Linked DNA regions of Mus musculus: region 2 is linked to region 1. Evidence: chromatin loops called from intact Hi-C (ENCODE). Cell type or tissue: left cerebral cortex. All regions are shown on one strand. Links, peaks and the distances in the headings refer to the core of each region. The heading gives the core; the rest is flanking DNA.

Region 1 (12,750 bases), core at 4,648-12,647:
CAGAAGATGGCGTAGTAGGCCATCAATGGGAGGAGGAGAGGCCCTCAGTCTTGTGAAAATTATTTGCCTCAGTACAGGGGAATGCCAGGGCCAGAAAGCACAAGTGGGTGGTTTGGGGATCAGGGAAGGGGGAGGATATAGGGGACTTTTGGGATAGCATTTGAAATGTAAATGAAGCCCTTCCAGTCCCCGCCAGCACTGAGGTACCTTGGTCACGGAGTCTGTGAACACTCACAAGGTACCAACAGGACCCTCCACAGGATCTTAAGACCTCTGGTGAGTGGAACACAGCTTCTGCTGCAATCCAATCGCGTGGGACCTGAGACTTCATTAATTAGGGAAGCAGAAAACCCGGCCTGATCAGGGGCACAAGTCCCTTCCGGTCTATGCCAGCACCGGGGTACCTTGGGCGCAGAGTCTGTGGATACCCGCAAGGTACCCACAGGACCCTCCACGGGATCTTAAGACCTCTGTGAGTGGATCACAACTTCTGCCAAGAGGCAGATTCGAACACCAGATATCTTGGCACCTTCTCTACAAGAAGAGAGCTTGCCTGCAGAGAGTACTCTGAACACTGAAACTCAGGAAAGAGCTAATCTCCCAGGTCTGCTGATAGAGGCTAACATAAACACCTGAGGAACAAGCACTAACCAGAGACGACTACAACAATTAACTCCAGAGATTACCAGATGGTGAAAGGCAAACGTAAGAATATTACTAACAGAAACCAAGACCACTCACCATCATCACAACACACTCCCACCCCAAACAGTCCTGGGCACCCCAACACACCCGAAAAACTAGACCTAGATTTAAAAGCATATCTCATGATGATGGTAGAGGACGTCAAGAAGGACTTTAATAACTCACTTAAAGAAATACAGGAGAACACTGATAAACAGAAGACCTTAAAGAGGAAGCACAAAAATCCCTTAAAGTATTGCAAGAAAATAGGACCAATCAGGTGATGGCATTGAATAAAACCATCCAAGACCTAAAAAGGGAAGTAGACACAATAAAGAAACCCAAAGTGAGGCAACACTGGATTTAGGAAACCTAGGAAAGAAATCTGGAACCATAGATGAGAGCATCAGCAACAGAATACAAGAGATGGAAGAGAGAATCTCAGGTGCAGAAGATTCCATAGAGAACATCAGCACAACAATCAAAGAAAATACAAAATGCAAAAAGATCCTAACTCAAAACATCCAGGAAATCCAGGACACAATGAGAAGACCAAACCTACGGTGCTGTGTTGTGATGATGGTGAGTGATCTTGGTTTCTGTTAGAATATTCTTACCTTTGCCTTTCGCCATCTGGTAATCTCTGGAGTTAGTTGTTGTAGTAGTCTCTAGTTAGTGCTTGTTCCTCAGGTGTATATGTTAGCCTCTATCAGCAGACCTGAGAGACTAGATCTCTCCTGAGTTTCAGTGTTCAGAGTACTCTCTGCAGGTAGGCTCTCCTCTTGCGGGGAAGGTGCCCAGCTATCTCGTTTTCGAACCTGCCTCCTGGCAGAAGTTGTGATCCACTCACAGAGGTCTTAAGATCCTGTGGAGGAATGGATCAATTCGCATTCTTCTACATGATAACCACCAGTTGTGCCAGTACCATTTGTTGAAAATGCTGTCTTTCTTCCACTGGATGGTTTTAGCTCCCTTGTCGAAGATCAAGTGACCATAGGGGTGTGGGTTCATTTCTGGGCCTTCAATTATATTCCATTGGTCTACTTGTTTGTCACTATACCAGTACCATTCAGTTTTTATCACAATTGCTCTGTAGTAAAGCTTTAGGTCATGCATGGTTATTCCACCAGAGGTTCTTTATCCTTGAGAAGAAGAGTTTTTGCTATCCTAGGGTTTCTTTTTATTCCTAAGGTCAAATCTAAGTGGATCAAGGAACTCCACATAAAACCAGAGACACTGAAACTTATAGAGGAGAAAGTGGGTAAAGCCTTGAAGATATTGGCACAGGGGAAAAATTCCTGAATAGAACAGCAATGGCTTGTGCTGTAAGATAGAGAACTGACAAATGGGACCTCATGAAACCTCAAAGCTTCTGTAAGGCAAAGGATACTGTTAATAAGACAAAAAGGCCACCAACAGATTGGGAAAGGATCTTTACCTATCCTAAATCAGATAGGGGACTAATATCCAATATATATAAAGAACTCAAGAAGGTGGACTCCAGAAAATCAAATAACCCCATTAAAAATGGGGCTCAGAGCTAAACAAAGAAATCTCACCTGAGGAATACCGAATGGCTGAGAAGCACCTGAAAAAATGGTCAGCATTCTTAATCATCAGAGAAATGCAAATCAAAACAACCCTGAGATTCCATCTCACACCAGTCAAAATGGCTAAGATAAAAAAATTCAGGTGACAGCAGATGCTGGCGAGGATATGGAGAAAGAGGAACACTCCTCCATTTTTGGTGGGGTTACAAGCTTGTACAACCATTCTGGAAATCAGTCTGGCAGTTCCTCAGAACATTGGACATAGTACTATCGGAGGATCCCACAATACCTCTCCTGGGCACATATCCAGAAGACGTTCCAACCAGTAAGAAGGACACATGCTCTACTATGTTCATAGCAGCCTTATTTGTAATAGCCAGAAGCTGAAAAGAACCCAGATGCCCCTCAACAGAGGAATGGATACAAAAAATGTGGTACATTTACACAATGGTGTACTACTCAGCTATTAAAAGGAATGAATTTATGAAATTCCTAGGCAAATGGTTGGACCTGGAGGGCATCATCCTGAGTGAGGTAACCCAATCACAAAAGAACTCAAATGATATGTACTCACTGATAAATGGATATTAGCTCAGAAACTTAGTATACCCGAGATATAAGAGACAATTTGCAAAACACATGAAACTGAAGAAGAATGAAGACCAAAGTGTGGACACTTTGCCCTTTCTTAGAATTGGGAACAATCACCCATGGAAGGAGTTACAGAGACAAAGTTTGGAGCTGAGACAAAAGGATGGACCATCTAGAGACTGCCATATCCAGGGATCCATCCCATAATCAGCCTCCAAACGATGACACCATTGCATACACTAGCAAGAGTTTGCTGAAAGGTCCCTGATATTGTTGTCTCTTGTGAGACTAGACCGGGGCCTAGCAAACACAGAAGTGGATGCTCACAGTCAGCTATTGGATGGATCACAGGGCCCCCAATGGAGGAGCTAGAGAAAGTATCCAAGGAGCTAAAGAGATCTGCAACCCTGTAGGTGCAACAACATTATGAACTAACCAGTACCCAGAACTCTTGTCTCTAGCTGCATATGTATCAAAAGATGACCTAGTCGGCCATCACTGGAAAGAGAGGCCCATTGGACATGCAAACTTTATATGCCCCAGTACAGGGGAATGTCAGGGCCAAAAAGTGGGAATGGGTGGGTAGGGGAGTAGGGGGGATGGTATGGGGGACTTTTGGGACAACATTGGAAATGTAATTGAGGAAAATACGTAATAACATCAAAACAAAACATAAAAGATCCCATTGAGGGTCCTTTGTATACCTTACGGGTGTCTTCAGACTCCATGCCCAAGGTACCCCTGTGCTGGTGTGGACCGGAAGGGACTTGCACCCCTGATCAGGCTGGGTTTTCTGCTTCCCTAATTAATGCAGTCTCAAGTCCCACATGATTGGATTGGAGCAGCAGCTTTGTTCCACTCACCAGAGGTCTTAATATCCCGTGGAGGGTCTTTGGGTAGCTTGTGGGTGTCAGCTGACTCTGCGCCCTAGGTACCCCGGTGCTGGCGGGACCGGAAGGGCTGTCCTTGTTTTTAATAGCTGAGTAGTATTCTATTTTGTAGATGAAACACATTTTCTCTATTTGCACTTTAAAAAAATGAGAGCATAAGTTAAGTTGTTACAGAGGACTCTGACAATACAAATATATGATATATTTATTGATTTAATGACTTTTCTGATGCAAGGTCTCATTACATAGCCCTGGTTGTTTTGGGACTCTTAATGTATACCATGCTGGCCTCAGAGACCCACCTGTCTCTGCCTCCAGAGTGTTGGGATTACAGGTATGAGCCACCATGCCCTACTGAGTTAATTATTTTTTAGTTAAAAATTTTAAAGTAAATTTTAGAACTAAGATTTCACACTTCATCCACATTAACATGTTGACATTTTCCTTCATAACATTTTTATATATTTTTGTCTTAGTTGCTTACTCTTCTTCTATTCCTCTCCTTGCCCTGCCTCTCACTTGTCTCCAATTGTTGTCTTCTAGCTTTCAAGTAACAAGTATTCCATTATCATCCCTAATCCCTTCCTTAAAAACTCTTTTCCATAACAAATAATGATAAAATAATATGCAACATCCATCCACTTTGTGTTCCTATTTCTAATTTCCTGACTGGTGTACATACAAGTACAAATATAAAAATTAAAAGGAGGGTCAACATATGAAAGAGAACATGTAATATTCTTGTGAGTCATGTCTATATCACTTGTTAACTTCCAGATCTATCAATTTTCCTGAAACATTCACTATATCTATATCTATCCATATTCATATCTAATCTATACCTATATCTATCTATAGTTTACACTCTCACAAAGAGTTCCTTTTCCCTAACACTCTCACCAGTATTTGTTGTCATTTGTCTTTTGATGATAGCCATTCTGCCTGGGATGAGATAGGATCTCAAAGAAGTTTTACTTTGCATTTACCTGATGGTTGAGTCTACTGACCATTCTTTAAGAATGTATTATACTTTTGTATTACTCCTTTCAAGTACTATCTGTTCAGTGTTTGGCCATTTAGGGGTTCTGGTGTTTTCTGTTTTCAGTTCTTTATATATTAGAGATATTAACTCCTGTCTAAAGTAGAACTGGCAAAGATTATTTTTCCCATTCTGTAGGCTATCTATTTACTCTGGTAATAGTTTCCTTGCTGTTCAGAAACTTTTAAATTTCATAAAATTCCACTTGTTAATCTCTGTGTTGGATAATCTTGTTAATTTCCTGTGCTTTAGAGTTCTAATAAAAAAATTGACTTATGCCTGTATCTTGAAGTGCTTTCTCTGTTTTCTTCCAGCAGTTTCAGTGTTAAACATTTTGTTAAGTACTCTTTTCTGAAAAATACAATAGACTCCTAAATTTTGAAGATAATTATTGACCTTTTATTCAGAAGGAAGCCACACTAGTTACTTGTAGATTATAAAATGTAACCTAATTGAATGAATATAAAGGAATGAATACAAAATAATTGAATAACTTTTATATTCAATTATATAAAATTAAATATAAATATTTCATTTTATAATAAAAATTAATACTATGTTAATTTACCTGCAAAACTGTGATCCAGATCTGCTCTGCTAAAGAATTATAAAGCAATTTCACATTCAATTTCTCCAAGTTTTTTTCATCTACTGATAGGGTGATTCTATCTGAATTATAAAGAACTAAGAATAAAAATTCCAGGCAATCTTTTTAATCCAATTAACATTTGATTTAAACCAATTTTAAAAACACAAATAAAACAAATGTATTGGACTTTTGGGACAATATCTTACTATGTAGCCTTGACTATCCTGTAACTTACTTTGTAGATCAAGCTGGCCTTGAACTCACCGAGACCTTCTTGCCTCTCACTCCCAAGTGCTGAGAGTCAAGACATGTGCCACCATCCCTGGCAAAACCTGATATATATTTTTTAAGTCTCCAGCATAGTAAGATAAAGATCACACTTCTGGTTTTTGTATGTGTGTGTGTGTGTGTGTGTGTGTGTGTGTGTGTGTGTGTGAAATGCTAGAGATAAAATACACTAAGAATGCATATCTTTTAGGAATTTAACAGAACTGCAATGTAGGAATTAAGTTAAAACTCTGTAAACAGCACTTTTCAGGTTGACGTACTTCTGAAAGTTCCTTAATCCATGTACTTTAAATCATAAATAAAAGATATATAGCAGCTTACTTTAAAAATACATTTGTTTTTGCTTTGAATACTAAGCCATGGGCTATCTGATCTCAATTTGTGATAATACCATTAACACTGGTACACTAACCAGCAGATAAAATGAATTAAACCTGTTTTTCTTTATCCAATTATAACAGTGACAAGATATTACTAAGTAGAAATAACCTGCTGAGCAGTATACATAGGATACTGTATTCCTTACCCAGGCTTCTGTTACTGCCCTGAGAATTTTTTCTTGAAGAAGAACTACTAGGCACACTGGAAAATGAATCACGTCTCTGCAATAACAATAACAATAGCAACAATATGCTTCAGTCAGAAAATGAGTATCAAACTACAAAAACTTTCATGCTTATGCCCCAATTAAAAACCTTGATATCAAATTCCATGTTAATCAATTTGTCATTGTTATTGGTCAGAATTTCCTATGCTGGTAGGAGAGAAAAGAAAATTGTAACATGTACTGAGAAATACTTTAGTAGGTAACATTAGAAAATCTTCAGTATTTTCGGTTTGGTCTTACTTTTCATATTTCATGCATTATTGGAGGTGTCCAGTAACCTACTAAAGTATAAAACAGTATTATCATAGCATAATTCCTCTAGACCAGGAGCAATTGCATCATGCAAAACATACAAATAAAAATTCAGACACCATCACGGGACTACTAAACAGAAAAATTCTAGGGATGAATCAAGCCTTGACAGTTGTATTTAACAAAAATCATCAAACAATTCAGATGTGTGTTAAAAGAGTGGTTTATATAGCATTAGTTGGGGTGCACTATCTGAAGGTGTGTCTCTGTATATTCAATTGTTAATTCTGTACTAGCAGAGAGCTAATGGCCCATCACTGATCTCATATTTTGTAAATATTCGTTCTTCCTTACCTGCCTAAGGCATTCTAAAATTGTATCTGATTGACTTTAATAAAGATCTGATGGCCAATAGCTGAGCAGGAAGTGGAAGGTGAATCTTCCGGGCAGAGACTCTGGGAGAAGAAATCAGAGGCAGGCGTACCAGCCGACATGGAGGTGGACAGATGGACAAGAGCTGGGCAGAGAAGCACACCTGACTATGTGGAGGGAGATTGTGCCAGGTTTGGTCTGGATAGAGTGCTCTGGAGACTGCTTGGCAAAAGGCCTAGGCTTTAAAATATTAATAAGCCTCTGTGTAGACATCCACATTGCTGGTGGGTCTGAGATAGTCCTGGTATAAGAATTAAAAACTAATTATAGAATTATTAAGGCTAATTGAGAATGAATGCCCATTTTATAAAACATGCCTTCCACACCAACTTAAAAGAAGTCCATGGTATATATAAGGAGATGTTCAGAGTACTTTTACTCTCATTTACAGGAAGATAGATGACTTGTCTTTAAACTTTCCCTCTCTCTATTGCTAAAAGGATTTTTGGTGTTTTCAGACATAGTTTTATTACTATGTGGCCCAGGCTGGCCTCATATTCTTAACTGATCCTCCTGCCTCAGCTTTCTAAATGTTGGGATTACAAACATAAGGAATCATTTCTGGTTTGTTTCCTTATTTCAAATAGAACTTGGCTGAACTATAAACAAACCTTTTAATCTATCAGAGAATGCTATATTAAAGCATCCTTTATACCCCAATAGAAATAACTAGTAACTAGTAACTAGTAACTAGTAACTAGTAACTAGTAACTAGTAACTGCCTGGTTATGTTCAATAAGCAAAGTTAAATAAGCTCTGTTGACTATACAATTACAAATACTAATTGCCTCAAGATACTTCAGTGCATACTAATTAAGAGATAAAATTATGCAAAGTGAAAGAAATATAATACATTTTATTAATCACTGAAAATTTCCTAAACTAATGAATATAGGAAATGACAAGTATTTATTCTTCAGATATTATAATAAACATAGTCACAGAAATACATGTGGTTCCTAATGAAATTCACACAGTTCTGATTATTTTTATTTGAAACAGTTCACGTAGAGTGAAATTATATAATTACTATATCTGGATGAATCGCTGAGATGAAGTTGTAAGATCAAGCATAGATTTGCTTAGCCCAGGAGAACCAGGAAGTTTACTGGTCCTAAAATTGCAAACTACAAAGGGACAAGAAAATAGGTTTTTTAATTAAAAAAAAAAAAGGAAACAGGAGGAATTCATCACGTAAATTATATACAAATTTATGTCAAAAGAAATTGTGATAAAATCTAAAAAAGTTCAATTATAATCTTTAAGGCAGAAGTACATAGCAATCAAATAATACATTTTCATTTCCACATTAAGTATTAAGCATGTTTTTGCTTATATTCTCCAATCCCTTACCCAAAAAAAATAATTTAATAGGACGTAAGTACTCTTCGATTAGTCACCCAGTATCCGCATTCTGTGGCTCCAGGTTCAGTGAGAGGTTCTGTCTGGAAAATGCTTACCACCTTCTAGTGCAAGAGACAGCATACAACAGAGAGGAGTCTCCAGTTTCTGGGACTGTGTTATTATTGGTAAAGATACTTTGTTGTGCTCTGCACTTTCTTTCAGGGTGTAGACTAACTTCTTTCATTCAAGTTCACCAGGGGAGAAGAAAAGTCTTTCTAAGAACACATTAAACTGAGAGCGGTTTTCTTCTGTGATATTTATACAAGCAGGTGACAGTTCTTTTGAAGTAAAGCATGATTATAAAATTGGGTTAACTAGTATCATAGCAATACTACTTGTCAGCTTTGTGCCCATTTATGACTATTTGGTACTGAGGAACTCATTTGGATTTATGCTGGGGACCCTTAGTGAGTCTGCACACCCAACAGAGAGCATCCATGCAGCAGTGAATATGGGAGAAAATGGGAAATTCTGTGCACATACAGTTCTTCCCAGGCTTTGCACCCTGTGTGCTTGCTTGTTTTTCTTTCAGTAAGTTCATTTGCAAGTCATTAGCTCTTAGGCCTATTTTTCTTTCGAGACAGATATGAAGCTCTCCCTGATGGCTGCCTTAGCTTTAGTATTTGGAGACAGAATGACCCTTTGGCTGTTACGGTTTTCCTTAAGTACTCAATAAGCATCCTAACACTCTACAGTAGATATTATATTAAGACTTATAGGCTTGGTAAAGTACTGCTTCTCATAACTTTCCACAGAAAATCTCTGATACTTGTGATAGAGGCAGTCAGTTGGAAATTCCAACTGCCTATCCTTTAAGATTGTTCTTAGCAGGCTTCTGTACTTAGTAGCAGCTGATTGGCTCTTACCAAAGTTAGGTAGACTGCTAGGCAGTTAACTGTGAAAACTCAGCTCTTGATACTTGGGTCTTCAATCTGTAGAGAAGAAACAAGGCTAAGGTAGAAACAAACAACAACACAAAGCCAAAAAGAAAGGCACCGAGGAAGACATTCAATTAAAGGTAATTGTAGAGAAAGGCATTAAAATAAGCTTCCTGCTCAAATGTTAATTTGATGCAATCACTTTTCTGTGCCAATGGAATAGCTGCAAGTGATTCAAATGAGAAGAAGTTAGGCTTCTTCTCTAGTTGATATTACAATGTTCTCAGTCACATAACAAAAATCATCCCAAATATCTTGTTTGTCTCAGACATTTGGGTAAATTGAGGTTTTGATACTGGAAATTCATTTTTTGATACTGGATCTTCAGTCTACAGAAAAGACTCTACACAGAAGAAATATGGGTAAAGGATAAAAAGAAAAGGCAATTAGGTAGCAATTAAATGTAATTGTAGTAATAAATATTAAAATAAGCTCCCTGCTATAATATTAACTTAAATTAATCACTTTTCTACGACAATGGCATAGTTACAAATGAACCAGATGGAGGTAAGTTAGGCTCCTCTCTCCTACAGTTCTCAGTGTTTGGTACCAGAAGGAAGGGAAATTCCAAATCTGTGACTTGTCATAGACAGTTATATAAAAGCCACAATAATTAAAGGCATGGGTCCTAGAGTTGTTCAGCTGTTGTCAGTTTACTAGTTTAAGGTGAAAAAAGGGGTGAAAGATTTTGTCATGTATCACTATGTAGTTTCCAGGTTTGAAACTGACTAGTGAAAGAAATAGTGTAATTGCCTGATAAGAAGTAACATTTGAATGTAAGAAATTGAAATTTATATAACAGAATGAAGAAGTTGTAGAACTAAGGAAGTACTTTTCTGTAATGAAACTGTCAAATGCATTACAGACAGTGTGGAGTAGCTGTGACACTAATCTTACTGAATAAAAAGTTAACTTAGAAAAGCAACATACTCAAAAGTACTTCAATTGTTCAAGGTTAACTCAAGCTAAAATTTAGACAGTCTCTCGAGATATAAAGTGACTGTTGAAATGAGGGAATTTCAAGTTAGGATGTATTGCTATATTGAAGGATAAAGGAGAGAATGCTAAGTGTCACCCAGTTTACTAATAGGTCAACTATAGTCATATTTCTGATATCCTTGAATTTTTTACTTTGTGGCATCTTCTAGTATTGATTAAACCCATGGAGTACAAAGATCATGGTTCCAAGATCATCTGTCCCTAGGCAGTAATGAACTTGAAATGTGTTTTTGTTAGTTATTTTTCTATTACTGTGATAAAAATCACATTACCAAAGCAACTTTTAGAAGCAAGAGTGTGTTTGGGTGTGTGGTTCCAGAAAGTTAGAGTCTATGGTAGCAGGGCAAAGGCATGGAGAAAGAGCAGGAAGCTGAAGACTCACACCTTGCACCACAAGAAGAAAACAGAAAGACTGAAGACTCAAAGCCCACCTTGAGTGACACACTTCCTCCATCAAAGTGACATCTCCAAAAGCTCCTAACAGTGCCATCAATTGATGTACATCATGTCCAAGTGTTCAAATGTCTGAGACTATGGCAGCAGGTCATTTAACCCACCAGGAACCCCAAAGTGCATTCTGTCACCAAACTCAAAGAATAAGTAGAAAGGCTCAAACCCGAAAAAGGGGGTGTGCAGTTAGTAAGAGTCAAAGGGAACCTGAGCCCACTTCTGACATGTCTCTCTTGTAACTCCCTCAGATTTCTTTACTACATGAATGTTTAAAGTCTTTCTCAGTAAGTTCTTAGTTCTTCTGTCTAAGATAAGCCATAGACTAATCCAATAAAATTAAATTAGCAATTTTATGCCTACCTAATAAAAAGATTAGAGCAACATTATGGATAGCAATACTATAGGTCAAATGAACTAGGGACCTAGGTCATAATGTATTTTCATTAAACTAAAGAGAAAAGCTGGTGGATTCTAATGGTGTTATATAATTTAATTTAAATGGTTAGGTAAATAATCCAAGATTTTTGACAGGAGCACTATTTTTAAATTAAGCAATAACCATATCTCAACATAATGTTTAACTTATTCTTACACAAAAACATAATTGAGTCCAGCACCACGCTGGTATACTTTAACATAATAGCTCTTTCCTCTAGCCTTGTGACAACTTGACTCATAGAGAGACCGAAAACATGGACTTTTTTAAAAATTGAGAAAACATGTTTTTTTACAATATTTTCTGATCAGAGCTTCTCCACCACCAACTCCTCCTAAATCGTTCTCATCTCCCCACCCTACTCCATACCGTTTTAGCCTTTATCCCTTTAAGAAACAAACAGATAAGTAAAAGAAAAGAAAAAGAAAGAGAAAGAACAGAAGAAACACGCCCACAGAGACACACACACAAAGTCATAATAAACTTGGAAAACCATAACACCCAAGCCAAAAACAAAACAAAACAAAACAAAACAAAGCAATATGAGATTTAAAAAAAAATCACCATTGAGTTTATTTTGTGTTGACCATGTACTACTAGACATTAAACTTAACCTGAGGTGTGGTTTGTATACCCAGTGAGACTCCATGGAAAGAAACTAATTTTTCCTTTTCAAGCTGTTGTCATTGGGAGATAGCTTGTTGATTATGGATGGAAGACATGCCCGTTCCTCTCCTCAATGCTGGCATCCCAGCTGGCTTTAACTTGCTCATGCCCTGGACATGCTGCCACTGTGTTCGTGTGTTCATGTACAGATCAGACCTGGTGTGTCTGGCAGACACCGTTTCCTTGGAATCACCTATTACCTCTGGCTCTTAAAATCTTTTCACTTTCTCTTTAACATAGCTTGCGGAGCCTTGAGGGGCATGGTTTGAGGAGGCGAAAACACCTCCTTTAGGAATGAATATTACAAAATCTCTCACACTTAGCACATTCTTCAGTTGTGTGTCTCTGTGTTAGTTCCCACCTATTGCAATAGGAAGTTTCTCTTGTGATGGCTGAGTTGAGGCACCCATCTATTCTGATAGGTATATCAGAAATTTGATAGGAGTCAATGTTATTTGGTTTCCCTCTAGTACCATTATCTATTCTGCCTCAGATTCTTGGGAATATCATGGAGTAGGCTATAACCCCAATCACTTTCTAACTGGATTTAACCAGAGGGTTGTTTATAGAGGGTTGGTGGTTGCCTTTATCCTCCAATAGCTTGCAAAAGTACCTTTCAGTACTATGAACTCTAGTTGGTAGAGATGAAGGCTCAACTTGGCTTTTTCTTGTTCAATGAAATATGTAAGTCTTCAACAATAAGACTTTACCATTAGTTTGTGGAGAACAAATAATAATGTACTTTAAAAAGTTTTCAAAGGTTGTATGGTGGTACATGCCTTTGAAATCCTGGAACTTGGAGGCAGAGACAGGCATTTCTCTATGGTTTGAAGAACAGACTGGTGTCTGTAGTGAGTTGCAGCCTAGAACATTGAGACCCTTTCTCTAAAAATAACTGCGTAAATAAAATAGACCTCTTTGATAATATGAAAATG
Region 2 (12,750 bases), core at 2,265-10,264, 240 kb before region 1:
CCATAGTATTAGTGATAGAAGACTGAGTGTTTCAAAAAGCACAGGGACACCTGGAAGTTTGGAAGGATTTGGTTACTAATCCACCACCATGGGTTAAATCCTTCCTCTTTCCTCTTGCTAACGCTTCTTCATTACCAGAAACATTGGCAGCCCTGGTGGTGGAAGAACAGAAACGGGAAGTCCCCAGACCTCCTGCACCTCTTTACTCCATCTTATAGGATAGCACACCTGAGAAGGTCCTCTTTCTACCACCTTACACCCAAGCAGCCCCACCAGCACTTCCACCAGAGCCAGTTCCAGTACCACCCATATTCTGGGGGGTGCCAGCTTTGGCACTGCCTGTACCCCTGCAGATGCCATTTCCAGCTCAGCACATACTTCCCTGGGAGGGAGCCCTGGAGGAAGTACCACCAGCCCCAATAGTGTCAACTTCAGGAATGGAGGGGAGCAGGGTTGGCACAGTGGACTAGAAGCAGATGCATGGTGCCTTCTGAGGCTGTAGAGCCAGAGGCATATTCTACTCTTTTACCCCTAAGTGTGACTGGACCAGTTGACCAGCAGTAAAATCACCCTCATCATTATTGGCCCTTTGCTACTGCTGATCTTTATATTTGGAGGATACAGAATGCCAGATTCTCTCTCAACCCTAGAGAGCTCACTGTCCTCTTAGGCACTATCCTTTTCACCCATCAGCCCATTTGAGCAGCTCTTGCTGATCCTCTTTACTACCGAGGAAAAGGAACACATCATTTTGGAGGCCTGGAAGAATGTTCTGGGAGCTAATGGCACTCCAATCCAGAATCCTGCTGACATAAATGATGGATTTACCCTAAAGAGACTAGCTTGGGACTACAATATGGGTGTAAGTAGGGAGTGTCTCCGAGTCTACCATCAGTCTCTAATGGCCGGTCTCAGGGCAGCTGCTAGGTGACCCACAAACTTGGCTAAGGTTTATGATGTCAGGCAGAACGACAGTGAAGGTTCAGCAGAGTTCCTTGAATGGATTATGGATGCTTTCTATCATTATATGCACATAGACCCTGAGCAGGAGGAGAATTCTAACACAGTAGCACTGGTGTTTATAAATCACTTAACACCAGATATTAGAAGGAAGTTACAGAAGTTAGAAAGATTAGGGGAGAAGTCATTGAGAGATTTAGTGGAGGGTGTGGAGAAGGTGTACTATAACAGGGAAACTAAAGGTGAAAAGATTAAGACAGGGAAGATATTTACTAGAGATCTGGCTAAGTCCTTCTGGTCAATAGTAATCCAGACCAGAGAGATAGGAAGCACCAGCTCCAGAATATTGCTGAAGGGAAAGAGCCTAAGGGATGTCATAGACAAGTTTTAGGTAAGAACCAATGTACCTATTGTAAGGAGGAAGGACATTGGGCTAGAGAATACCCAAAGAGAAAGCAAAAGACTAAGACCAAGATCACCGAGGAAGAAGATTGAGGGAGTCAGGGCTCAGATCCCCTCCCAAAGCCCAGGGTAACCCTTAGAGTGGAGGGGAAGCCTCTAGACTTCCTGGTATGGATACTGGAGGTAGACATTCAGTGTTTGTAAAGGCTGAAGGGCTGCTGTCTACTAAGAAGTCCTGTGTCCAAGGGGCCACAGGTACCAAACAATGTTCATGGACTACTGAAGAACAGTGGAGTTGGGAATGGGATGGCTAACCCATTCATTCATAGTCATTCCTGGGTGCCCCTACCACTTACGGCGGGAGAGAGATCTAGCTAAAATGTGGGCCCAAATTCATTTTAAATCTGGGGAAGTCTGGCTAATGGATCAGAACGGTGATCCAACCCAGGCGCAGACACTTGACTTGGCCTCTGAGACAAGTCAGTGGCAGCCCCTGAACAAGATTTATTGGGGCAGATTGGAAATTACATCGTGCATACTGACCCCAAAGTTCAGGACAGGTAGAAAGGATGAACAGAACATTAAAAGTCACCTTAATTAAATTGACCATGGGGACTGGAGGAAACTGGGTGATGCTTCTTCTCTTTGCCCTGTATTGGGTGAGGAACTCCCCTTACCAGATGGGATTAACCCCCTTTGAGATTATGTATGTTATTCCTGCCCCCATCCTACCTAACCTCTGGTTGGCATCTGTTACAGAATTGTAAGATGATGAATTAATAACTAAGGTCAGAGAAACCCAGTGGGCTCACGTGTATGTTAGGCCTAAACTGCATGCCCTCTACAAAGCAGGCCTGGTTCTGGAACCACACAAGTTTCAACAAGGAGACTGGATCTACATGAAGAGATTTCACCTGGAGGTGTTGGAGCCCAGGTGGAAAAGACCTTTTGTTGCCTTGCTAACCATGCTGACTGACATTAAAGTAGACGGGATTACTGCCTGGTTGCACTACACTCACATTAGACCATCTGATCCCCACTTCTCAGAGGAAGATTACCAGGTTCCACCATTGCTGCTGGAATGGAAAGTTCAAAAGGGCATTGCCTGAACAGGACAGTTGAACAGGGTCTGGGGATCAACTGTGGAGAGAATGAGGGACAAGAAATGCAAAGAACAGACAAGAAGTCAGGAGATCTGATCAAGCTGACAAATTTTTATTATTCCCACACAGGTTATATACTCATAGAAGCAGGATATGGGGCAAGGGGGTGACGTAGAATCGCTTTGTTTCTGGGGGAATGCACCTGTTACCAAAAGCAGGATATTGACTAGTTAAAAAGTTCAACAGGAGGAACAGCACAGAATGGGTTGCTAGGTACCTGTCCACAAGATCTTGTCCACAAGATCTATAGCTCTTTGTTCTTAACTATGCCAGTACTTTCCCACAAGGCCAAGTCTTCATGTCAGTAGGCACTTATGGCTGACAAGGCATTAAAGCAGTTAACACCCAAACAAGGTCACTCCCAATAGGGCATTCATCCTGTAAAGTTAAAATTAACCTGGTCCCAAGCCTACTATTTTGGTTAACTGTATGCATTGCAGCCCCTAATCCACATCAGCCTTTGGACCTAACCTGGGTAGTTGAAAATCCTGAGACTGGCTATTGTGCCTAACTAGCTTGTATGAAGAAGCCACTTGGGACACTCTGGTTTTCAGATTTGACTTTTGATTTGTGCTGGCTGGCCAATAATTTATGGCCTGACACTCAACAGACTTTACGAGACTCTTACCCCAGTTGTAGATGGAGGACTTTTTATATATGTCCTGGGGTGGGGGAAGAACCACCACATGTATGGGTCTGGAACAGTTTTACTGTGCTGCTTGGGGATTCGAAACATCAGTCACAGGGTACCGGGAGTGGAAGGTGTCAAAGAAAGACCTTATCACGGTTGCCCAGCAGGGGGACAGTGCCAAAGCTTTACTTAGGTTCACTGCCAAAGGGAGGCAAGGTAAGGATGGGAAACTGAGAAATCATGGGGCTTCCGGCTTCACATTTTCAGGGGGAACAACCCTGGACTGCTTTTTACAGTTAGACTCTCAATAAAGCCAATTGTAAATCCACTGCCAGTAGCTGAAGGACCAAATCATGTTTTGACAGACCCCAAACCTGTGTTAACATCATCCCCCAGACTAGTGATCACTCTATCCCCAGTCATTCAACCACAGGGATCTTCAATTCCAGAACTTTTCCTGAAACACACAGAACCAGTGGACCCCCTCTGGTCGGTGATGTTAAAGACCTTCTAAATCCTGAATGTCTCCCAGTCAGAACTTACCACCTTTTGCTGGTTATGTTATAATGCTAGACCCCTCCCCCCCCCCCCCCCCCCCGTTTATGAAGGTGTTGGGTTAATAGCTGGATATAATGTGTCTGAAAGGGATGTTGCATGTATGTAGATGGTCTCAGGAAGGTTTGGATTTAACCTTGCAGACCATATCAGGTCAAGGTACCTGCCTGGGAAAAGTCCCCTCATGGTACCAACACCTCTGCAATTGGACCATTCCCACTGTTCATTCCAAATGGATTATGCCTCCGGAGAGGCATGGTAGGCATGTTCAACAGGACTAAACCTGTGTGTACATGGAGAGGTTCTTAATTCCTCTACCCCAAAAGAATTCAGTACCTCATATAACCTATTACTCAGAAGAGACAATGCTGAGAACTCTGGTAGGGAATGTTGAAGGAGACATCATAAGGCAGAAAAGGAAACCTATCTTTCTAACCTTAGCCATAGACTGCCTGGAGCCTGCACTGGGATAGCTATAGGAAAGAATTACAATAGCTCAAAGGCAGACATAGATGAAGACATCCAATGCCTAGAAAAGTCTATCTCATACTTAGAGCATAACATGGACTATCTGAATGAGGTAGTCCTGCAGAATGAGGCTGGGATTAGACTTAGTGTTCCTATAACAAGGAGGGCTATATGTCACTTTGCGTGAAGAGTGTTGTTTCTATGTCAACCATTCTAGAGTTATTAGGGAATCATTAGCCAATGTTAGGGAGCATATAGATTGGTGCCCTAGGGAATAAGAGAATTCCAAAGTTGGTATCACTCATTTGATTCTTCCCTCTGGTTAACAACTCTCATCTTTACCCTTGTGGGACCTCTTGTCCTCATTTTACTCCTCCTCATTTTTGGGCCACACATTATCAATAAGCTTTTTCAGCATATGAAACAGAAACTGGGAACTATCCAACTGACGGTAATGAGGTCACAGATAACCCATATCTCAGAGCGCCCAAGACTGACCTCTAAAGTTACTAGCAGAGGAAGGACTGAAGAGACATGTGGTATCCTGCCCTGACTCTGCATTCATCCTTGGCCCACACTCCCTTGTCCCTGCACCAAGTCAAAGTGGCCAGCACTTCTATCCCCTCCCCTTATCCCTCCCTCCGGAAGATTCTGGCCTTGGGATCAGACGAAAGGTAGCCTACCCTAGCCTCCACATTCCAAAACTTGCCTTTCCTCCCCTGATTAACAATCAGCATTTCTCCAGTGCAGATGGCTCCTGTCCTTGAAGGAGGCAGGAGCCAATATTCTTGAAGTGATATAAGCCCATTCTTAGACTTTGGGAAAGAGTCAAGTAAATGTTCCTAGACAGCTGTGACCAGTTTGTAAAATACACTAGCTTCTGATAAGGGAATGAGTTACTTCTTCCAAGGCCAGGAAGGTCCTTTTCCAGCTGCATGATTCTGCCCCACTGTCTGAACAAATGTTATCAAATTTGAAGGACGACACTCCTTTACCCCTTCCCCAATCCTGTAACTCTAAAGCTTGAGAATCCTGACTTATTTATACTCCTATATATATCTCAAGCCCTGGACTCTAGCATCTCATTCCTAATTGGCAGAACAGGGAAGGCTTGTGATCTGAGTCACACTTGTATAATAAAGACTCTCTTTGTTCATGTATCAGACTCGCTATTCCTGGTGGTCTCCTGGGGTTCCCTCAAGCTGGGCATAACAACAGCAGCAGACTTGGTGGTGGTTGTGGCTGGGGTGCAGAGAGACCTTCTATGGGAGATTAGACAGCGGTTCTACAGGCAAAGGCCTTTTCCATAGCTCTTTTCCACAGTGGATTCCAATGAAAAGAGATAGTCTGTTGTTTCAAATAATTTATTGCCATAGTGGAAAATGGATGTGTAAAACCATAATCCACTTCTCAGAGGGCCTGTGATTAAATACCTTTTGCAGGGAGGAATGTATGGGAAGGAAAGCTATGCCTTCCACATATCTTCTTAGCATGGAGTTCTCTGCTTTGAGCCTTCGAGACCACAGGTCACATCTCTTTTCCTATTGTCTTGGTCTAAGATATTAGGGATGCCCCATCTATATGTGGAAGGGGTTGGGGTATTGCCCTTACATGACTGATGGCCACAAATCAATGGGGGGCTGTGGTTAGTAACAGGGGCCTGGTGCCCGGTAGAAGGTGAACAAAACTCTTATTGTCCCTTTATGATCTCCGGGGCTTCAAAGCCTTTAGCTTAACTGAGAACCAAGGTACCTCTCACTGTCCACTGCCCCACAAGGATCCAAGTGCAAACTGAAAGGAATGTGTGCCTCTGGTTAGGCAGTGGTTCCTCGTCCCCTATGTCCCCTGTGAGGTTGGGGACTGACCTGAGATCCTGGTGTGTCAGAGCTTCTGGGAGTAAAGTCTTCCTCTGGGTGTTGTAGGAATGGGTGGGGATCCAGTGTCCTGGATCTTCTCCAGGAGCAGGTGCAAACCAGAAGGAATGTGTGCCCTTGGATCTTAGTCATTCTTATGGTTGCAAGATGGAATCTCAGGGTTGTCTTGATTGGCATTTTCCTGATGAATAAGGACACTAAACATTTCTTTAAGTGCTCTTTGGTTGGTGGCTTAGTCTCTGGGAGCTTCCAGGGGTTTGTGTTAGTTGACACTGTTGGTTTTCCTATGGGGTTGCCCTTCCCTTCAGCTCCTTCAATCCTTCTCGTAACTCTTCCATAGGAGTGCCAGACCTCAGTCTAATGGTTGGCTGTAAGAGTCTGGATCTTTCTCAGTCAGCTGCTGGTAGAGCCTCTCAGAGGAGAGTAATGCTAGGCTCCTGTCTGTAAGCACAACATAGCATGAGTAATAGTGTCAGACTTTGGCTGCCCAAGTGGATCCCAAGTTGGGCCCATCTCTGGATGGCCTTTCCTTCAGTCTCTGCTCCATTTTTGTCCCTGCATTTCTTTTAGACAGGAATAATTCTGGGTCAGAAATTTTGATGGTGGGTTGGTAGCCCCATCCCTCCATTTGAGGCCCTGTCTATGTATTAGAGGTGGTCTCTTCAGGTTCCCTCTACCCACTGTTGGGCATTTAGGCTAAGGTCAACCACATTGAGTCCTGGAAGCCTTTCACATCCCAGCCTCTGGGATTTTCTGGAGGGTCCTCCCACCCCCCCCCCAAAAATTTATGCTGGCTACAAAAAAAATGCAGGGACAGGAAATGGAGCAGAGACTGTGGGAATGTCCAACCAATAACAGGCCCAACTTGAGACCCGTCCCATGAACAAGCACCCATCCCTGACACTGTAAACGATACTCTGTTATGCTTGCAGACAGGAATCTAACATGGCTGTCCTCTGAGAGAGTCCACTCAGTACCTGACTCAAACAGATCAGACACCCACAGCCAAACAGTGGATAGAGTTTAGGGACTCTTTTGGAAGAATAGGAAGGAGTGCAGCCCCTGAAGGGTATAGGAATTCCATAGGAAGACCAATAGAGTCAGCTAACCTGGACATTTGGGACTCTCAGAGCCTGAACCACCAACCAAAGAACATAAGCTGCTGGCTCTAGATCTCCCCACACAGATGTAGCAGATGTGCAGCTTAGTCTTCATGTGGGTCCTGAACAACTGAAGTGGGGATGAGGGTAGGGATGGGGGTGGGGGTGACCAGGAGGGGGGCAGTGAGTGGGATGTAATGTGAATTAGTTAATTTTTTAAAAAAGAAAAAGTATATATCACAATTATAAAACAATCAGACAATACTGTTTAATCGTCAATGTCTAGACAATGAGAAACAGAACTAATTACTTCTTCAACTAGTTAGGTACAAAGGAAAAAATTGAAAAACTGATTAGGAGGGAAATGATTTGCTATTTAAATACTTGAAAAGTACAGACACAGGACAATTTTCAATGCCACACTCAATGATGAACTGTGTGGATTACAGTGGCCTATATTTATATTTATAATACACTGTATAATAATTACAATAAGATTATAATGGAACCAAAAGATTCTTGTAGACTACTTATATCGTCGTGATAATATTACAATACTATATATTACTCATGTTGGTGATGATGTTGGTGTAATCAAACCTGCCAGGCATATAAAGTACAGAAACTACACTTATGGATATAACATAAAACTTAATGGTCACAAAAGATGATATGCACTGGTTGATGAAATTGCTACATCATAACTTTTTGCTATTCTATTAGAGTGTACTCCTACTTACAAATGATAGTTTATTGTGTAAACAGTAGGCTGGAATATGCTCCCAGCAGTCTAAATCAGTTTGTGCACATCCTGTATCTCAATACATGAAGAGGCCACATGGAACAATTAATTGTCTCATACAATGTAAGTTTTATGAGTACCCTATGTTGTTTGCTCAAGATGAAGTCCCCTAAGGACACATCTCCATGATGCATCCCTGACCTTAAGAGATACATGACTACCCATCAACCAGCAACAAAGTATGTATTGTATGGGATCTTGTTTCCTACAACCACAGGAAATTTTATGAATAATACAACTGAGAAAACATAAGCAGCCACTGAGTGGATGTACAGGAATCATTATTATTTGTAGGCATGAAATGGCATAATTTTGTTTCATTTTTATAAAAAGACATTTTCTCTTAGAACTGAGCAATGGGGTTGAGTGGGTTGGGAATTCATTCATTCAACAGAGTACTTGTTCGACAAGCAAAAGGACCTGAGTTCAAGTCTCCAGCACCATTATAATAGGTTACTGGGGAGGCAGCCATAGGCAGATTCCTGGGTCCTATTAGTCACCCAGTATCCTCATTCTGTGGGCTCCAGGATCAGTGAGAGGCTCTGTCTGGAAAATGCTTACCACCTTCTAGTGCAAGAGACAACATGCAACAGAAAGGAGCCTCCAGTATCTGGGACTGTGTTATTATTAGTAGAGATACTTTGTTTCAGGGTGAGGACTAACTTCTTTCATTCAAGTTCACCAGGGGAGAAGAAAAGATTAATTCTTACACAGGATCTTTCCAGGAACACAGAGCAGTCTACTTCTGTGATATTTATATGAACAGGTTTGATGTGGTCACGTTACAGTTCTTTTGAAGTAAAGCATCATTATAAAATGGGATTAACATTAATGGCTTGTTCTGTAAGATCAAGAGTTGACAAATGGGACCTCATAAAATTGGAAAGCTTCTGTAAGGCAAAGGACACTGGCAATAAGACAAAAAGGTGACAACAAATTGGGAAAAGATCTTTACCAATCCTAAATCTGATAGGGGGGCTAATATCATATATATATATATATATATATATATATATATATATATATATATATATATATATATATATATATATATAAAGAACTCAAGAAGTTGGACTCCAGAAAACCAAACAACCCTATTAAAAATGGGGTACAGAGCTAAACAAAGAATTCTCAACTGAGGAATACCGAATGACTTAGAAGCACCTGAAAAAAAAATGTTCAATATCCTTAATCATCAGGGAAATGCAAATCAAAACAACCCTGAGATTCCACCTCACACCAGTCAGAATGGCTAAGATCAAAAACTCAGGTGATAACAGATGCTGGCAAGGATGTGGAGAAAGAGGAACACTCCTCCATTGCTGGTGGGATTGCAAGCTGGTACAACCACTCTGGAAATCAGTTTGGCAGTTGCTCAGAAAATTGGACATAGTTCTACCAGAAGATCCAGCAATAGCACTCCTAGGCATATACCCAGAAGATGTTCCAACTTGAAATAAGGACACATGCTCCACTATGTTCATAACAGCCTTAATTATAATAGCCAAAAGCTGGAAAGAATCCAGATATCCCTCAATGGAGGAACAGACACAGAAAATGTGGTACATTTACAAATGGAGTACTCAGCTATTAAAAACAATGAATTTATGAAATTCTTAGACAAATGGATGGATCTGGAGGATATCATCCTAAGTGAGGTAACCTAATCACAAAAGAACACACATGGTATGCACTCACTGATAAGTGGATATTAGCCCAGAAGCTCAGAATTCTCTTTTTTGGGGGAAGGAAAGGGTTTTATTTAGCTTACACATCCAGATCACAGTCCATCACTGAAAGAAGTCAAGGCAGGAACCTCGAGGCAGGAACTCAAACAGAATCTATGGAAGAATGCTACTTACTGGTACACAAGCTTACATTCAGCTGCATTTCTTCTCCTTAACTTGTTTTAGATGTATGTATTTATTTAATGTGTATGAATATTGTGCTTGTGTAGATATTTATTCATCACATGTAAATCAGGTGTCAGAAAGTATCAGATGCCCTGGAAGTGGAGTTACAGATGGTGTGGGCCATCATGAGGATTCTGGTAACTAAATCTCAGCTCTCAGAAGAGCAACAAGTATTCTTAACCACCAAGTCAACTCCATCCCCTCAGCTACCTATCTTTTACCGCCTAGGAGCACCTGCCCAGGAACAGCATCACCACAGTGGGGCAGCACTTCCCCAGTGGGGTAACAACCCCCACAGTAGAATAAGCAAGGTTATCAAGATGCTGGCGAGAATGTGGAGAAAGAGGAACACTCCTCCATTGCTGGTGGGATTGCAAACTTGTACAATCACTCTGGAAGTCAGTCTGGCGGTTCCTCACAAAATTGGACATAGTACTACTGGAAGATCCAGCAATACCTCTCCTGAGCAATACCCAGAAGATGTTCCAACTTGTAATAAGGACACATGCTTCACTATGTTCATAGCAACCTTATTTATAATAGCCAAAAGGTGGAAAGAATCCAGATGTCCCTCAACAGAGGAATGGATACAGAAAATGTGGTACATTTACACAATGGAGTACTACTCAGCTATTAAAACAATGAATTTATGAAATTCTTGGGCAAATGGATGTATCTGGAGGATATCATCCTTAGTAAGGTAACCCAATCACAAAAGAACTCACTTGATATGCACTCACTGATAAGTGGATATTAGCCCAGAAACTTAGAATACCCAAGATACAATTTGCACAACACAAGAAAACCAAGAAGAATGAAGACCAAAGTGTGGATACTTCATCCCTGATTAGAATAGGGAACAAAACACCCATGGAAGGCATTACAGAGACAAAGTTTGGAGTTAAGACAAAAGGATGTACCATCCAGAGACTACCCCACCTGGGGATCCATGCCATAATCAGCCACCAAGCACAGACACTATTGCATATGCCAGCAAGATTTTGCTGACAGGACCCTGATATAGCTCTCTCTTGTGAGGCTTGCCAGTGCCTGGCAAATACAGAAGTGGATGCTCACAGTCATCTATAGGATGGAACACAGGGCCCCCAATGGAGGAACTAGAGAAAGTACCCAAGGAGCTGAAGGGGGTCTGCAATCCTATAGGCAGAATTCTTCTTAGAAGGAGGAACAAAATACCCATGGAAGGAGTTACAGAGACAAAGTTCGGATCAGAGACTGAAGGAAGGACCATCCAGAGACTGCCCCACTTGGGGATCCACCCCTTAAACAACCACTAAACCCAGACACTATGACAGATGCCAACAGAAGCTTGCTGACAGGAGCCTGATATAGCTGTCTTCTGAGGGGCTCTGCCAGTGCCTGGAAAATACAGAAGTGGATGCTCACAATCATCCATTGAACAGAGCACAGGGTCCCCAATGAAGGAAAGTACTCAAGGAGCTAAAGGGGTTTGAAGCCCCATAAGAGGAACATCAATATGAACTAACCAGTACCCCCAGAGCTCCTTGGATCTAAACCACCATTTAAAGAAAACACATGGTGGAACTTGTGGCTCTAGTTGTATATGTAGCAGAGGATGGCCTAGGTGGTCATCAATGGGAGGAGAGGCCCTAGGTCCTGTGAAGGTTCTATGCCCCAGTACAGGCGAATGTCAGGACCAGGAATGGGAGTGGGTGGGTTGGGAAACAGGGGGAGGGAAAGGGGGTAGGGGATTTTTGGAGGGGAAACTAGGAACTAGGAAAGTGGATAGCAATTTGAAATGTAAATAAAGAAAATATCTAATAAAAATGTTAAAAAAATCAAATAAAATTGGGTTAACTAGCATCATAGCATGATTCCTTGTCAGTTTTGTGCACATTTATGACTATTTGGTAGTGAGGAACTCATTCGGATTTATGCTGGGGACCCTTAGTGAGTCTGCACACCCAACAGAGAGCATCCATGCAGCAGTGAATATGGGAGAAAATGGGAAATTCTGTGCACGTACAGTTCTTCCCAGGCTTGCACCCTGTGTGCTTGCTTGTTTTTCTTTCAGTAAGTTCATTTGCAAGTCATTAGTTCTTAGTCCTATTTTTCTTTCGAGACAGATATGAAGCTCTCCCTGATGGTTGCCTTAGCTTTAGTATTTGGAGACAGAATGACCCTTTGGCTGTTACAGTTTTCCTTAAGTACTCAATAAGCATCCTAACACTCTACAGTAGATATTATATTAAGACTTATAGGTTTGGTGAAGTACTGCTTCTCATAACTTTCCACAGAAAATCTCTGATACTCGTGATAGAGGCAGTCAGTTGGAAATTCCAACTGCCTATCCTTTAAGATTGTTCTTAGCAGGCTTCTGTATTTAGTAGCAGCTAATTGGCTGTTTCCAAAGTTAGGTAGACTGCTAGGCAGTTAACTGTGAAAACTCAGCTCTTGATACTTGGGTCTTCAATCTGTAGAGAAGAAACAAGGCTAAGGTAGAAACAAACAACAACACAAAGCCAAAAAGAAAGGCAACGAGGAAGACATTCAATTAAAGGTAATATAGAGAAAGGCATTAAAATAAACTTCCTTGCTCAAATGTTAATTTGATGTAATCTCTTTTCTGTGCCAATGGAATAGCTGCAAGTGATTCAAAGGAGAAGAAGTTAGGCTTCTTCTCTAGTTGAATTTACAATGTTTTTAATCACAGAAGAAAAAGTCATCCCAAATATCTTGTTTGTCTTAGACACTTGGGTAAACTGAGTTTTTGATACTGGAAATACAGTTTTTGAAACTAGATCTTCAGTCTACATAGGAGACTCTACACAGAAGAAACATGGGTTAAAGATAAAAAAAAAAGGCAATCAAGTAGCAACTAAAGGTAGTTGTAGTTATAA

Evidence for each region. Peaks named below come from ENCODE experiments on the same cell type or tissue, not always from the same donor. Only the 100,000 strongest peaks of a DNase experiment are listed, where the experiment ranks them.
Region 2: a loop joins it to region 1, with 8 times the contacts of the local background. A loop is called at or near these places in 19 of 42 quality-filtered maps.

Annotation. Positions count from the first base shown.
Region 1 is chr12:101,395,448-101,408,197 of GRCm38, forward strand. It overlaps Catsperb (cation channel sperm associated auxiliary subunit beta), which reads left to right and starts at 9,226. Exons shown (of 27, transcript NM_173023.2): 1 at 9,226-9,344. In left cerebral cortex, for the core only: no CTCF peak of the experiment used is centred there; no DNase peak of the experiment used is centred there.
Region 2 is chr12:101,157,557-101,170,306 of GRCm38, forward strand. No RefSeq gene overlaps it. Among named protein-coding and RNA genes, the nearest start is that of Gm22749, 60 kb to the right of the region's middle. In left cerebral cortex, for the core only: no CTCF peak of the experiment used is centred there; no DNase peak of the experiment used is centred there.